3 separate regions of the Homo sapiens genome follow, and regions 1 and 3 are each linked to region 2. Evidence: chromatin contacts called from ENCODE Hi-C or POLR2A ChIA-PET data. All regions are on one chromosome and are shown on one strand. Each heading gives the region's core, a stretch centred on a gene start or an enhancer-like site at or near the end of the contact. The rest is flanking DNA. Distances are from core to core; before and after follow the strand shown. Region 1 overlaps PBX1 (PBX homeobox 1). Region 2 holds the start of PBX1 (PBX homeobox 1). Region 3 overlaps PBX1 (PBX homeobox 1).

What was found. Hi-C counts contacts between places; a loop is a spot of excess contacts on that map. ChIA-PET counts read pairs that join two places held with the same protein, here RNA polymerase II (POLR2A). Pooled maps may share reads with other maps.
Region 1: a loop to region 2 is called in a map of gastrocnemius medialis, with 3 times the contacts of the local background. The contact joins the enhancer-like site here to the promoter of PBX1 in region 2. A Hi-C loop is called at or near these places in 64 of 168 maps with a recorded cell type or tissue (A673, Calu3, IMR-90 and 34 more) and 35 of 50 pooled maps. POLR2A ChIA-PET finds 5 or more read pairs at or near these places in 5 of 52 experiments (A549, A673, BJ and 2 more).
Region 3: a pooled map shows a loop between it and region 2 (2.4-fold over the local background). The contact joins the enhancer-like site here to the promoter of PBX1 in region 2. A Hi-C loop is called at or near these places in 4 of 50 pooled maps. POLR2A ChIA-PET finds 5 or more read pairs at or near these places in 5 of 52 experiments (A549, AG04450, PC-9 and 2 more).

Annotation. Positions count from the first base shown.
Region 1 is chr1:164,791,558-164,796,610 of GRCh38, reverse strand. PBX1 (PBX homeobox 1) reads right to left here. Exons shown (of 9, transcript NM_002585.4): 3 at 3,873-4,117. Among named protein-coding and RNA genes, the nearest start is that of PBX1-AS1, 19 kb to the right of the region's middle. Within about 2 kb of position 2,055, at least 6 of the 41 ENCODE cell types and tissues checked have a DNase peak (open chromatin) inside an H3K27ac peak, as active enhancers do; they include PC-9, ascending aorta, gastrocnemius medialis and 1 more, where a contact is called at or near this core.
Region 2 is chr1:164,556,813-164,561,585 of GRCh38, reverse strand. PBX1 (PBX homeobox 1) reads right to left here and starts at 2,402. Exons shown (of 9, transcript NM_002585.4): 1 at 1,573-2,402. The coding sequence starts at 1,763. RefSeq lists an enhancer at 2,321-2,820.
Region 3 is chr1:164,747,256-164,752,087 of GRCh38, reverse strand. The region is part of intron 2 of PBX1 (PBX homeobox 1); the gene reads right to left. Among named protein-coding and RNA genes, the nearest start is that of PBX1-AS1, 25 kb to the left of the region's middle. RefSeq lists enhancers at 3,308-3,827, 2,960-4,159. Within about 2 kb of position 3,512, at least 10 of the 41 ENCODE cell types and tissues checked have a DNase peak (open chromatin) inside an H3K27ac peak, as active enhancers do; they include PC-9, where a contact is called at or near this core.

The sequences.
Region 1 (5,053 bases), core at 806-3,305, 240 kb before region 2:
GACTCCTTCAAAAAGATGGATTGGATTGAGATCCAAGGATGAGATTGGATTTGGCTGCCAATCTCATCAACAAAAGTAACTGGGATCTTAGGGCTCTCTTAGCTATGAACTGAATTAACCCAGTCCAGTTCAACATTAGAGATTTAGTCCTGTTGATTCCCCAACAGCATTATTTACAAAAGCTAAAAAATCCTACAAAGCCACAAGATAATTTTTTTTTAAAGTAGAGCTTGGAATAAAATTCAGGTTTCTGACATCATGGTTTTATCTATTATAATATGACAGCTCTTAAATACCTTATAGCGCCAGGCACGGTGGCTCACGCCTGTAATCCTAGCACTTTGGGAGTCTGAGGCGGGTGAACACGATGTCAGGAGCTCGAGAGCATCCTGGCTAACACGGTGAAACCTCATCTCTACTAAAAATACAAAAAATTAGCCGGGCGTGGTGGCACGTGCCTGTATTCCCAGCTGCTTGGGTGGTTGAGGCAGGAGAATCACCAGAGGCAGAGGTTGCAGTGAGCCGAGATCGTGCCACTGCACTCCAGCCTGGGCAACAGAGCAAGACTCCATCTCAAAAAAAAAAAAAAAATGTCTTCAAAAGACTTCTTTCTTTAATAACCTCAGGGTGAAACAATGGCTGATTCAGGTAGTTTTTTGTTTTGTTTTTGGAGGGATAAGGGTGAGGGTGAGCTACAATAGCTAATTATTGTATAGTTATCTGCCATCACCATGCCAAAAATAAAACAACAAAATTAATTATTAAGTAACCAATTTGGTAATTCCAGGTAGGTACTACTAAAATACTGACATTTTCACTTGACCAAGGTTTTCTATTTTTAAAAAATCCCCATAAGGAACTGTTACAGGAAAAATGAAGAAGATATCTCTCAGACACACTAGCTAGAAGGTTAATAGCATAATTTCCCTACAATCTGCTATTTACTATAATTAACACAACTAATATTAATAAATTATTAAGCATCCAAAATGTATTAAGCAGTATTCACTTCTTAACTAGAAAATGCCCATATAAACAAATAGATGATATTTTAGTACTTTTAAAAATAATAAATACAGATGAGTAGTACAACTTCTACACTGAACATAATTTGCTTCTGTACTGATGGAGCTTTTTAGTTCTCAATTTCCAATATCTTTATTATTTAGAATAGGTAGGTAGCCACAAGAAGTTTCTGAAGAGAATATTTTTATCACAACCCTCTCTTAGGTGCCAGTAATCTAGCCCAAGGAAGTAACAGAGAGGACAACCTGCTTACCCCATTGTCGAAAGACATCCACATTCTCTTCTTACAAAGTGGAGTCAGGTATTATTCTAATAAGAGCCCTTGGGGTAAGGGTAAAATCCTGGATTCTAGGGCAAATTCTCTCCCTCATTAAATGTGTGACCTCCACCACATCTTAACCTCTTTCATCTCCATTTCCTCACCTGCATCAAAATGGAGAGGATGACAATACCTGTCCTGGGTACCCAATCTCAAAATTGCCTTGAGGAGCAAGTGCCGTTATGTCAGCCGCAGTGTTTTGTAATTGGTGACATGCTATTAAAATGTACTATGGCTGTCATAATTTTTACTCATTTTGGATGAGGATGGAAGAGTGATAAGAAGGTTTAAATCAAGGAAGCAGTTCCATATTACTGGCAACCTGAGCTCAGATTAAAGACAGTTTCCAACACCTCCCAACCTAACATCCATTGCAATTATGGTTTAGTGAAGGAAGTCGCACTCTGGGCTTGTCTTGTGTCCTGTTCTTTGGCACGAGTTAACCTGGAGGACAAATCTGGAGGACAGCTTGCTATGCCAGAGGACAGGGTTATTGGTGAAGGTGAATTAGGAAGAACATTGGGTAATAAGAATCCAAGAGGTCAGCGAGAGGTCTGTCCCCATTTGCCTTCCATAATTACCCTTTTAGGTTAGAGCAGACTGCAAATTCTAAATGATGGTCATGGTTGGGGAAACTGTCACAGTTCAGCCAGCTCTCTGAGCTCAGCATTGCCTGGGATCTGGGGAAATGTCTATATGAGCCAACACTGTGGCGAGAACATTTGTTCTTTCCCAAGAAGGCAAAGGAGGATGACTCACAGCTTCTTACCACAGCTTGCTTTTATTTTCCTCCCCTTCACCCTCCCTACACCTTGTCTGATGGTCAAATTTCACTATTCTTGGCTTCACAGCAATTTTTCTGCCCTCATAAAAGAGAGGATTTTGTAGAAATCCATTCCAAAGGTAGATAGGAGTGCAGTAATGAAAATTTATTCACTTTAAATTTTTAAAATGCCTATTTCTATTTTAAAATTTAAATTTTCTATTAAGTTTGCATTTGCCTTCTACCTAGATAGTTACAAGTGGACTGCACAAGGTCTTCTACCTTCCACTTTTTCTCTGTCTTCTTTTTTGGCTTTTAAAAAGAAAGGGGCCAGGTGTGGTGGCTCACGCCTATAATCCCAGCACTTTAGAAGGCCGAAGCAGGTGGATCACCTGAGGTCAGGAGTTCAAGACCAGCCTGGCCAACATAGTGAAACCCTGTCTCTACTAAAACTACAAAGATTAGCTGGGTATGCTGGCACCTGCCTGTAATCCCAGCTACTCAGGAGGCTGAGGCAGGAGAATTGCTTGAACCTGGGACACAGAGGTTGCAGTGAACAGAGATCGTGCCGGTGCACTCTAGCCTGGGTGACAGAGTGAGACCCCATCTCAAAAAAAAAAAAAAAAAAAAGAAAGGAAAAAAAAAAGAAAAGAAAGGTAAGGAAAGCAAAGGAAAGAAAAGAAGAAACGAAAAAAAAGAAAAGAAAAGAAAAGCTAATGATTCAATGAGAGTAGGGTAATGGAGAACTTCAATATAATGTTGCATCCCAAGAGATAACAACAAACTTATCTGCTATCTAAATGAAAGGCTGCTGTTAAAGGACTCCTGATAAAGTAGCATGCTTACACTAACCAGAGGAACTAGCATTGCTATATGATGTGTGTATGTGTTGTGGGGAGGATGGGATGGGGGTTCTCTATTAGAGAGGGGCTCTGTTATAATCGGGAGACCCTACATGTACTGCTTTGTAGTTAACAGCCTTTCTTGCCCTTTCCTTTATATAAGTTTTATGGTCCTTCACATCCGTGACTCCAAATCCACAGATCTGTGCCATACATCAGCTTTCAGAATTGAGTATGCAGAACACTGAGTCCCACAAACCATCTGTGGAGTGCCCGGATTAGAATCCCAGTTTGTCTGGCTCCAGGGGTCTCCTGAACCTCCTACCCTTTTTACAGAGGATGATTTGTGTCATATTCCATACCATATATTATGTAAAAGAGGGAATACGTTTGACTCTCAATTGAACTGAGTCTGGGTAAAGTGAGGGACTCTAGGGCCAAGTTTTAAGTCCTTTCCCATAGGATACTATGAGCACCCAGAAAAAGTATAGGCCTCCTGATAAATAAGGAAAAACAAGGGCCAGAGAAAACCTCCCACCTTCTTGCAGGTTAGCTGGTGACTCTGCTGATCACCTATAGCGCCCGGATGAGAGCCAGGCCTGCACATCACAGACACACGTTCTGGAGTCCAGGTATGGAGTGTTCCTTCTATGCACGATTTATGTTTCCTTGAAATCATTTACAGCGTCACACATTTTTTAATGCCTTTACCTCCATTGAATGCCTAGGTTTTTAACAGTTGAGACCAGGACTTGGCAGACTCAAGTTTGGCCAGGGCTCTGTGGCTGGGCAGGGGATGCCGGGCACAGGGATGCCAGCACCTGGGAAAGGTGAGCCGCTCCTCTCTGCAAGCCCCGGGGTTGTGCTTCCTCCACCCTTTCCTAAAGGGCCTGGGTGCCGAGCCCCAGGTGGTTCTGGTTACCTGCTCGTATTTCTCCAGCTCCGTATGGTAGATTTGTCTGATCTGTGAGAGTTTGGCTCTGTAATCTGAATGCTCCACTGAGTTGTCTGAACCTGCCCCTCCAGAAGCCGCCGCCGCTGCCGCCGCTGCCGCCGACCCTCCGCCCTTCTCAGGCCCCGCCACGCCTTCCGCTAACAGCATGTTGTCCAGCCGCATCAGCTGGGGGTCTGTGGGTTCCTCCTCCTGGGCTCCTCGGATACTCAAAACTACAGAAAAAGACAGGGAAGGGAGCGTTAATAGTAACCCAAGAAAGAAAATAAAAAACACAACACATTTGTGTTCTTTGGCTACATAAGCTGCCAAGTTACTTGCAAGATGCCATTTGAGGAATAGAAGAAAGGCTGGAAAAAGAGAGAAACTGAGAGGGTGAGAAAATGAAGGAGGGACTTGCTTTGTTCCAAAATTACACTCCACTTGTATGTGGAATCTCGAATAATCAAATTTATAAGAGGCAGAAAGTAGAATAATGGGTACCATGAGTTGTGGGGAGGAGTGGGGAGCTATTGTTTAATGAGCGCAGAATTTCACTTTGGGAAGCTGAGTTTTTGAGATGGCTGCAAAATAATACTCAACTGTACACTTAAAAATAGTTTAAAATGGTAAATTCGGCACTTTGGGAGGCTGAGTGGGGGGTTGATCACGAGGTCAGGAGATCGAGACCATCCTGGCAAACATGGTGAAACCCCGTCTCTACTAAAATACAAAAAATTAGCCAGGCGTGGTGGTGCGTGCCTGTAGTCCCAGCTACTCGGGAGGCTGAGGCAGGGGAATCCCTTGAACCCAGGAGGCGGAGGCTGCAGTGAGCTGAGATCACGCCACTCATTGCACTCCAGCCTGGGCAACAGAGCAAGACTCCACACCCCCACCCCCCAAAAAGGTAAATTCTATCTTATATATATTTTACCACAATAAAAAATTTCAACTAGAAAAATGTAATCATAACAAAATATATTTTTTACTTTCATCCCCATACTACCTAATTTCAATTTAAGGAAAAGCATTTCCCTCTTTATTTCTCCTTTTAAATTTCCATAAGTCTGTGGTTGTGCACTCATTGCCTTTCTTTGCAATGCTTGATCAGTCTAAATTTTTCATTTCCAAAATCACCTGAAGTACACAAATCCAGTACATGTGGAACGAAA
Region 2 (4,773 bases), core at 1,153-3,652:
GAGTATTCTTCTAGAACAATATAATAGAGAAAAATGTTCCAATTCAAAAGAGAATTGCCAGTGGGAAATCTTCCTCTTACCATACCTATTAGCTTTTCTTCAGATAATAAAATTCAAAGAGAGCACCAATTAATTTTTAAAATTTCCCCTATTTAAACAAAACTTAGGATACTTTGAGTCTTTCAACATTTCCAAGTTTTCAAACACCCGTAAACCTTAGTACTTTTGAGTTTACATGTTGCATGTGCTTGCAGCTAAAATTGAGTATAATTCATAACATCTATGTTTTTAACTGCTTCCTCTCATTTTCTCAACTCAGATTCTTATTTCACGTAGACAGAAATACACATAATGATGTCTTCTCCATATAACCAAGTCATCTGAAGTATAGGAGTTGCGTATATTTGTTTACAGGGTTTTCAAAGAGAAAAACGCTACTTCGGAGATATAACAAAGCTGGGTAATTGTACAGACATATGTGGTCATTAGATTTTTAAAATTCTTCCTTTTGAGTTCGGCCTTGGGCAAGCTGTTAGCGGGTTGTCACTTAGTCTATGTTTTACTTTAAAAGAGAATTTACTGTAAAATCCTGAAGTAGAGAACCATATACCTGGCAGTGGATTAACTTGAGAGGCTACACAGTTTATTATGTTTCCTTAATGAAGACCTTCATGTCCTATAGTACTGAAATATATAAAATTCATAAATGCTTTCATTTCTAAGTGGTCCTGAAAGAAGCATGGGGGAAAAGAGCATGCTTGATTTTTGTCCCCCCACCCCTTTTTAAAGGACCCTACATAGCTGTCTGTGTCACGGAAGGTTAGTAAACCGGCTGAAATTAGGAGACAATAAAGTTAAACTAAAAATCTGAGTCTCTTAAAACTAACAAATATGCCTAAAAACAAAATCACCTTTTCATCAACTTTTTAAAAAAACAAAATTAAGTGAATGCAAAATATTTTCTGGATAGCTGACAAGTACTGACAAAGAAATACCCTGCTTTTTTGTTGTTTTGTATTTTGGGTAGGGGGGGAAGAAAGGAGAAAAGATAAAAATTAATTTTGGACGGGAGAGTCAAGAAAGAAAATCAAACTCGCTGAATTAGGTAAGGAGTCAACTAAATTTGCAAATAAAGTGTTCTTGGGACATTTTATTTCGTAATGTTACAGAGTCCCCTCAACAAGAAGGCATGGAATGCTGTTCAAAACTTGACAATTCTGCTTTCTCTGATACTTTTTTAAAGCAGTAAAAAGTGCCGAGGGCCGCTTTTGGATCAGTTGGCAGTATTTTCGGCATGCCTGTGTGTTTGTGTGGATATAAATGAATACCCCTATATTCACACACACACACACAAATATGTACACAGCCACATCTCGGCATGGGCGATTACACTTTCGATAACAACGCTCCTTCAAATTTTACTCCTCCGCCATGTAGTTGCTTGTCAAAATGAGAAAAGAAATAACATTTTTCAAAAAAAGCGCTGTGGTGATTCGGTTCCCATTGTTTCCCCCTGCAAGAGGAAGAAAAACAAAAAACCCCAAGAAAGGAAAAGAAAAGCCTCCATCTCACCTGGCCTGCGCCTCATCCAAACTCTGGTCTGTGATGGTCATAATTTGCTGTAAAATGTCTCCAATGTCCTGCTTCCTCCCGCCCTCCCCCTCGGTCCCTCCGGCCCCATCCTGCAAGTGCTGGGACAGGCCGGGGTGTCCGGCCATCCCGACCCCAGCATGGGAATGCATCAGCCTGGGCTGCTCGTCCATCTCCAAAGGCTACGGCAGCCCCCGGCTCTTCCTCTTCTGCTCCTCGGCTCGGCTCCTGGGAAGCACCAAGGCTTTTTATCCTTCAAGCTTGTCTTCAAATCCTTTTCAGGATAAACAGGGAAGGGGGAAAAAAGAAGACCAAAAGAAAAAAAAAATCCCTTTGCCTCTTTAGAGGATGGTGGGAGGATGAGGAGGGGGAGGGGGAGGGGGCGTGAAGGGGTTGCGGGGTGAGGGTGGGGATAAGGGCTGGTGGGGAAGGGTGTTGACTCCAAAAAGCAAGAAAAATAAACCACCTTCCCACTTGGCGAAAAGAAATCAGAGCTGGCTTTAGGTTTTTCAGTCCGGTCTCCTTTGCAAGGCAGAAATGGGCTCCCGGCGCTTAAATCTGTGGCTTAATCCTTTTGCAAATATGCATTGATCGGGAGAAAGGAGAGGAAGGCAGGGGGATTGCAATGCAAACTTTCCCCCCCCACCCCCCGCTGCCCCCCACCCCCACTCCGGGCCAGAGTGATCTCAAAGGGGGTGGGCTGTTGCAAAAGCCAGATCTCCCCCAGCCGCGGCGGCAGGCAAAGCACAGGCTCTCTCCTCCTCCGTGTCTCTGCAAACTCCAGCAGCCCCGTCAGCCTCCTGCTTTTGTTTAGCTCAGGCTCAGGACTCCAGAAACATATACAGAAAAACCACAGCCTGAGAGGAGGAGGAGGAGGAGGAGAAGAAGGAGGAGGAGGACGAGAAGGAGGAGAGGGGAGGGGGCAAAGGGAAGGGGAGGGGGCGGGGAAGCCGGGAGGCTGGGGAGAGGAGGAGGGAGGAGGGCGCCTGGAGCTCCTCCCCGCTTCCCTGATTGGCCACCAGATAAAGGACCGGCCCCCTCCTCCCCTACTTTCCTCACGGCGCCTCCTCTCCAGCCTCCTTCAGCTCCTCCTCGCCCGGCGCCCTGTCAATCAGAGTTCAGAGGTGGGCCGGGAAGGAGGCCGAGCTAATAGCAAGTCTCCAGTCCTTAAAGGTGCAATGGTACTGTAGTTCCAGCTCACTTAGTTTCCACTTTCCCTGCTCGCCTTACTTAGGTTGCGTCCTTGAGGAAAATGTGGCTCCACTTAAATGCAAACATATAAAATTAACACGAAAGAACACAGACGGTGTGCGTCTTCCCGCCCACCCCTGCTTTTCTTTTGCTGTGGCATTGTCATTTAAAACTTGATTCTTTTAAATGCTTAGACCTCAGGGAAACTGCTGAGAGCACAAGTTTGTCAGCACGACGTAGTTATGAAACACAATCGAGCTGTTAATATAATTAATAAAGATCTCTAATAAGTGGCAGATGTAATAATAGATACATTTAAAAAAACAATTCTAGCACAGTAAAGGTGAAAAGAATACCAAACTGTGTCATTTTTGCTGCATGAAAACTAAATTATGGACTATGAAACTGAAAAATGCTCAAGAAAAAGAAAGATTAATAAATAAGTTCACCAAATGAAACTAATTCAACATTTCTCTCTCTTCCCCCGGGGGAAATTAGTTATTTGGCTTAAATACCTAATAAAGAAATGCATTATCACAGTCTAGTTCTAGTTTTTAATATAGTCTAATAAGCATTATTAACTGGGAAGAGAAGTGAACTGACATTTATTGAATGCCTACTATGCACCAAGTAATTTGCATGAGTTATTTTATTTAATCCCCAAGACATCTTTGTGAGTTATGGATTATTATTTCCATTTTACAGAGAGGGAACTCAGAAAGGTTAAATAATTTGTCCAAGGTCCACAGTTATTAAGTGTCAAAGCTGGAATTTAAACCCAAGTGTGACTCCCTCCAAAGGCCTAGTATTTCCACTGCACAATCTGCTTCAGTCTAACAGAAATGTGTGAATAGTGTTAAAAATTAGTTATGTGTCTATTGCCTGTCCAGTTTGAAAGGAAACTTGAGGTGCTTAAAAGGGTACATATTCCAACAAGACAACTCCAATTGAAAATGGGTAGGAAAAAATAAAAAATAAATACAATGGGATCAAGAAAAAAGCCAACAAAAGTCATAACTAAGGTCCAGTATCATAGCTCCAGACAGACACAAATTTGCTTCCAATCTTTTCATTGGGCAAAGTGAGAGGGAAAAATCTGACTGTGTACACAGTCACAATGAATATAAGATAAAATAGCAGGCCAATTACTTAGGAAATGTCCAGAATATTTTGTAATATAAAATATTCTATTGTGTAGCCAGCCCTCTTCCTGGATGGCAGTATAGCAAAGGAAATGCAAAGCGCAGTGTAACCAATCTGCAAGCGCAGTGTAACCAATCTGCAAAATGGAAAGCAGCCTTGCCAGGTGCTTCGAGATCCTCAAATAAAATGTTATTCTTCTCACCAATCATTACGCAAAACAAGTTTGGCAAGATAAGGAGCACTGATGCAAGCATTTCAAAGCAGTTTTTAGCAAGCTACTTGGCACTTATTGGTATGAGGGCATGCAATACAGAGTATTAATTGTAATTATGATGTTATATTACTTAATAACAATTGTTTTATTCACATACATATCCTGATTTTTAAACTGTTTTTTTAAAAATTAACACTAATCAAAAGTTGAGCACAAAACTATATACTCAAATCACATATCAATCACAGTGATTGAGAGTTAGCATATCCCTTACAGAGACGAAGTTACCACATTTTAAAGCATGAAAAGAAGTCAACCTAGAGTCTATAAGAAATCAGTTTGTGAGTAATTAATTCTAATTGCAAACCTAATAAAATCTTTCTAGGCAAAGTACTGGAAAAGGTACCATCAATTCCAGAAGATCATTGTCATCTAGGAACATTTTAGTAGGGAAATAAGATGTGTATACACAATGATACTAAAAATAGGTAATATTTATTGACTCCATACTATAATTAAGTATTATATTCAAGGTGTTTTGTTAATTTAATCATTGCAACTGTCTTACCCCGATAGCTATGCTTTTAACCATTACTCTAGAGTGTTGCCCAGATATATTTCAATACATAATAAAT
Region 3 (4,832 bases), core at 2,263-4,762, 190 kb before region 2:
CCAAACCTATGAATCACACACAGGTACAGACAGCCAGTTTTTAGAAGCAGTGTTTCTCAAATCTTTTGGGCTTGAGACCCCTTTACATTCTTAACAACTATTGAGGACTCCAAATAGCTTCTGTTTATATAGGTCATATTTATCAATATTCATAAATTTGAGACTAAAGAATTTTTTAATATTAATTCATTTAAAAGCAATAAACTGGCCGGGCGTGGTGGCTCATGCCTATAATCCCAGCACTTTGGGAGGCCGAGGTGGGCAAATCACCTGAGGTGAGGAGTCTGAGATCAGCCTGGCCAACATGGTGAAACCCTGCCTCTACTAAAAATACAAAAATTAGCCAGGCGTGGTGGCAGGCGCCTGTAACCCCAGCTACTCGGGAGGCGGAGGCAGGAGAATCACCTGAACCCAGAGGCAGAGGATGCATTGAGCCAAGATTGCCCTATTGCACTCTAGGCTGGGCGACAGAGCAAGACTCTTGTCTCAAAAAAAAAAAAAAAAAAGGGGGGCAATAAACCCATTACATTTGAACATAAATAACCCATGTCTATAAAAAATGTTTTTGAAACAAATATATTAGTGAGAAGAGTGAGTTTTACATTTTTACAAATCTTTTTAAGGTCTGACTTAAAAGAAGATGGCCAGATTCTCTTGTTTCTGCATTCAGTCTGTGACAATATTACATGAAGCCTGTGGAAAACTCCATTGTACACATTCATAAAAGACTGAGAGTAAATAAAGCAAATACCATCTTTTTTTTTTTTTTTTTTGAGACAGAGTCTCACTCTGTCACCCAGGCTGGAGTGCAGTGGCGTGATCTCAGCTCACTGCCACCTCCACCTCCTGGGCTCAAGCGATTCTCCCACCTCAGACTCCCGAGTAGCTGGGATTACAGGCATGCACCACCATGCCCGGCTAATTTTGTATTTTTAGTAGAGATGGGGTTTCACCATCTTGGCCAGGCTGGTCTTGAACTCCTGACCTCAAGTGATCCGCCCGCCTCAGCCTCCCAAAGTGCTGGGATTACAGGCATGAGTCACCGCACCCAGCCTGCAAATACCATCTTAAAATCATTATCAATATACTTTTGACCTCATAGTCTCCCTGGAAATGTTGGGGATCCCTAGACCCTATTTAAAAATTGTTACCTTAGGGGGTTTCAAAATGTTTTAAAGACATAACACAACAGGCCTGAAGTAGCTAAATTTCTCTTTTGCTTCCCCAGCCTCTACCGCTATCATTTTGGCTAATTAACTGATATATAAGCCACTGCCTACAAGTCACAGTGAAGACAAATCTGAATGCAGGCTTTCTGTTCCAGATCTTATGTACTAGTTCTTATAGTACTTTCTAGCCTAGTATATAACATAAGAAATGGTTTTTAAAAAGAACCCACTGAAACAAAGAAAAAGAACAATGAACATTTTTCCCAAGCCTCCTGAAAGCTACTTCTGACTGTCTCTGCCCCCACTGGTGCTAACCAAGGGCAGCTGGACCAGCCAAAGGGTATCAGAATGTTTCAGATAAATTTCATTCCCACTCAATAGGAATAGCTTGCCTAGACACCAACTATGGGTCTATTTTTTCTATTGTGGGCTTAAAAAAAATTTTTTTAAGCTCTGATTGAGAATTTATTTTAGTTGCTAAGAAACTAGTTTCTTATTGTAGTCAGTGAGAGTAAAGATAAAGCAGCTGTCAAAATACTGTGTTATTTTGACAGTAGCCGTATCAGAATCATAAATGATATAGTTTATCTGTATATTTTTACCCTCACTAATGGGGTCTAAATACTATATTCTCAGATATTTCATACATACACAAAGACATATACACATGCATTTTAGTAAGAAAGGCCAACACACAGTTAGCAATGAGCATTCAGGGAATGCACATGTGCATGTACACACACACACACACACACACACACACACACACACACCAACTAGCCCCCAGTTTGAAAGCTCTTTTTTTTTTTCTTCCGATTTTTGGAGTTAGGATCTCACTCTGTCACCCGGGCTAATGTGCAGTATAATCATAGCTCACTACAGCCTTGAACTCATGGGCTCAAGTGATCCTTTTGCCTCAGCCTCCCAAGTAGCTGGGACTATAGGCATGTGCCACCTTGCCCAGCTAATTTACTTTATTTTTGTAGAGACACAGTCTTACTAATGTTGCCCAGGCTGGTCTGGAACTCCTGGGCTCAAGCGATGAATATCTGCATTCATTCAAACCCTCATTCCCACATCCTCTTGATCTGTCAGATGCTGGTAATCACCATCAGACAGGGTGGATCATCTATACGGGCCTGCTTGGTCCACGGTTCTCCTAAGCCATGCACAGTGCTTTGATCAATGACAAATTCATTCTCTCCCTTTTGCTCTGCCTCCCATCCATCCATCCACTCACCCATCCAATCATCCCCCAGCTACTGTACTTCTAAAAAGTTTTTTTGTGGTCAAAGGGTCCAAGCCTTGCTAATAACAGTGGGTTAATCATGTGAAGAATTAAATCTACCAAAAATCTCCAGCAACTCCAAATCAAATACCTGAATATGGACTTTATTTCACTATTATATTGCTGATGAGTGGCATTTGGCAGAATTTGAAGGAGGAGAAAAACAAAAATGTATCATTTTCTTTCTGTGTCTATCCAGGACTGGCTATACTAAATGCTATTCATCATTACTTTCACCTATTTGTAGGGTAATAATACTTAAAACTCTATCTGAGAAATATTAAGCAGTTGTTAAAAATAATTATAAAAAGTAATAAAGTAACAGAAAATTTCTGTATTAAGTTGTAAGATGAATAAGCAAGATATATATTGTTTATGTTCCAATTTTAGCTAGCTAATATATTATATATGCAAATAGATTAAAAACTGAAAGGGGGCATTACTAAAAATGCAATGAGTTGTATATTTGAAGGGCAGGGCTATCAGCTTTTTTTTCCCTTTGTTTTCCAGACTTTCTGTAATGTTTTAATATTGTCCTGTTCATGAAGACAAGGAAGAATATCTCAAAGGGCTTTAGTTATGGTTGATTTTTTTCCTATTCTTGGTAGCTTAGAAAATTTCCCAACCAGGAGTGAGGTCTAGCTATCAATGTCAAGGTGGAAAAAATATGCCAAGAGTGGTGAGCTTGCTCTTTTTGGCTTCCTCCTACATTTCTGATCCCATCTTGGAGTGGAGAAAGATTCCTCCACCCCTCCATCACACACCACTGCTCCTGCCCCAGTGCTCACCCCATCCTAGTCCCATGCGGTTAGGGTGATATGTTCCAGTCTTCATTTGAGGTCTGATGCAATGTGTTGACCTTGCTCCTCAGCTTATCTTGAGTAAGGGATGAATGTCATGGCCATATGCTTCCCATGACCACAATTCTCATTCTCATCAGAGATCCAGGAAAGCTTCCTCTGAATTCAGCCAAACTGCAATGTGTAAACATTTCTGCTGTGAGATTTGAAACTTGCGATAGAAATTCCAAGCCAGAAGCTTCTGCAAAATATGTGAATCACAGGGAAAGAATCTGCTCTTTTCTGATTGACCCTTTTAATGACGTATTATTTAACCTTAGATGATAGAGATCACAGAGCCTGCCGTGACCTCTTCTAATGACTGTTAAGCTGACCTTAGGCAACAAAGCCGGCAGGAATCAGAATTGATTAGGAGGATTTGCTACCTCTTTCCAAAGAGGCCGGATATAGAGTTCTTATTTCCACTTAATTATCTCTTGGCCTCTGATCCACATGACTGCTTCTAGAAGCCAGCAGGAAACGTGAGGCGAGGAAAGTCAGTCGAACCTCAATGAACTGGCTCTCCACGTACCCTGGAGACACACACACCTTTTGTATTGTACAATTACTATTTATGGTGTGACATGATCTTTCTTTATCATGTACTTTTTAATAAAGGATTTGACATACACTATTAGTTTTAACACTTTGCATCTCAAATCCTGCTAGTCTGCTTGTATAATTAGCTGTGGCTTGACAAACAAAAACTCAAAAGCAAAAACACGAATGGTGCCCATACTGTTTATCACAATGGCTAAACTTGATCATTTTGGAGTAAGAATAGTGGGTACACCTCTTTTCATGAACTGCTTGGCATGCATCATTTACTTATGATGCATACTCATGATTTGTGTATAATTGGGAGGTGGATTAAAAAATGTTGCTGTTCTAATTTGTAAACCTTTATCTTCTAGCTCTCAACCTCCAATCTAAACAAAATTCTAAAGCTGTCTAGCCCCAGGATACCCTAGGGCTAGACACAATTCCTCTGTGAATGCATAGATAGCCACTACCTTGGTATCATAGTATCTCAGGTTGAGTCCTAGATTACTTAAGCATCATTAAAGTCCAGCAAATTTTTCTATGAGAGGATTATTAATTATTTTACAGTTGCTCTAACCCTGAGCCTAAGAAGAGACAGCAAGCAAAATCCTGCTTTACTCACTTTTCATGTGGAAACTGGCAAATACTTTCATTTCCAGTGTGCCCGTGGTCATTCAAGATTCAGAGAGACACAGTTACTTCCTTAAGGACACACAAAGTCAATGGCTGTTCTAACCTAAAGTCTATCTAGCAGAACACAAAATATACAGAAACATACTGTTATGTTACATCCATAACAGGCCAAGAATATAAGCATGACCAAAGTTATCTTCTGTGAATAGCTTCAGTCTACCTTTTTGTACTTTGAAATATGTATGTATATAAAATACATACATACATATGTGTGTGTGTGTATATATATATATATACATGATTCATACATATACAGATGCTAAATTTACATAAGTAGGAGAGTTACAAACATAGTACTCT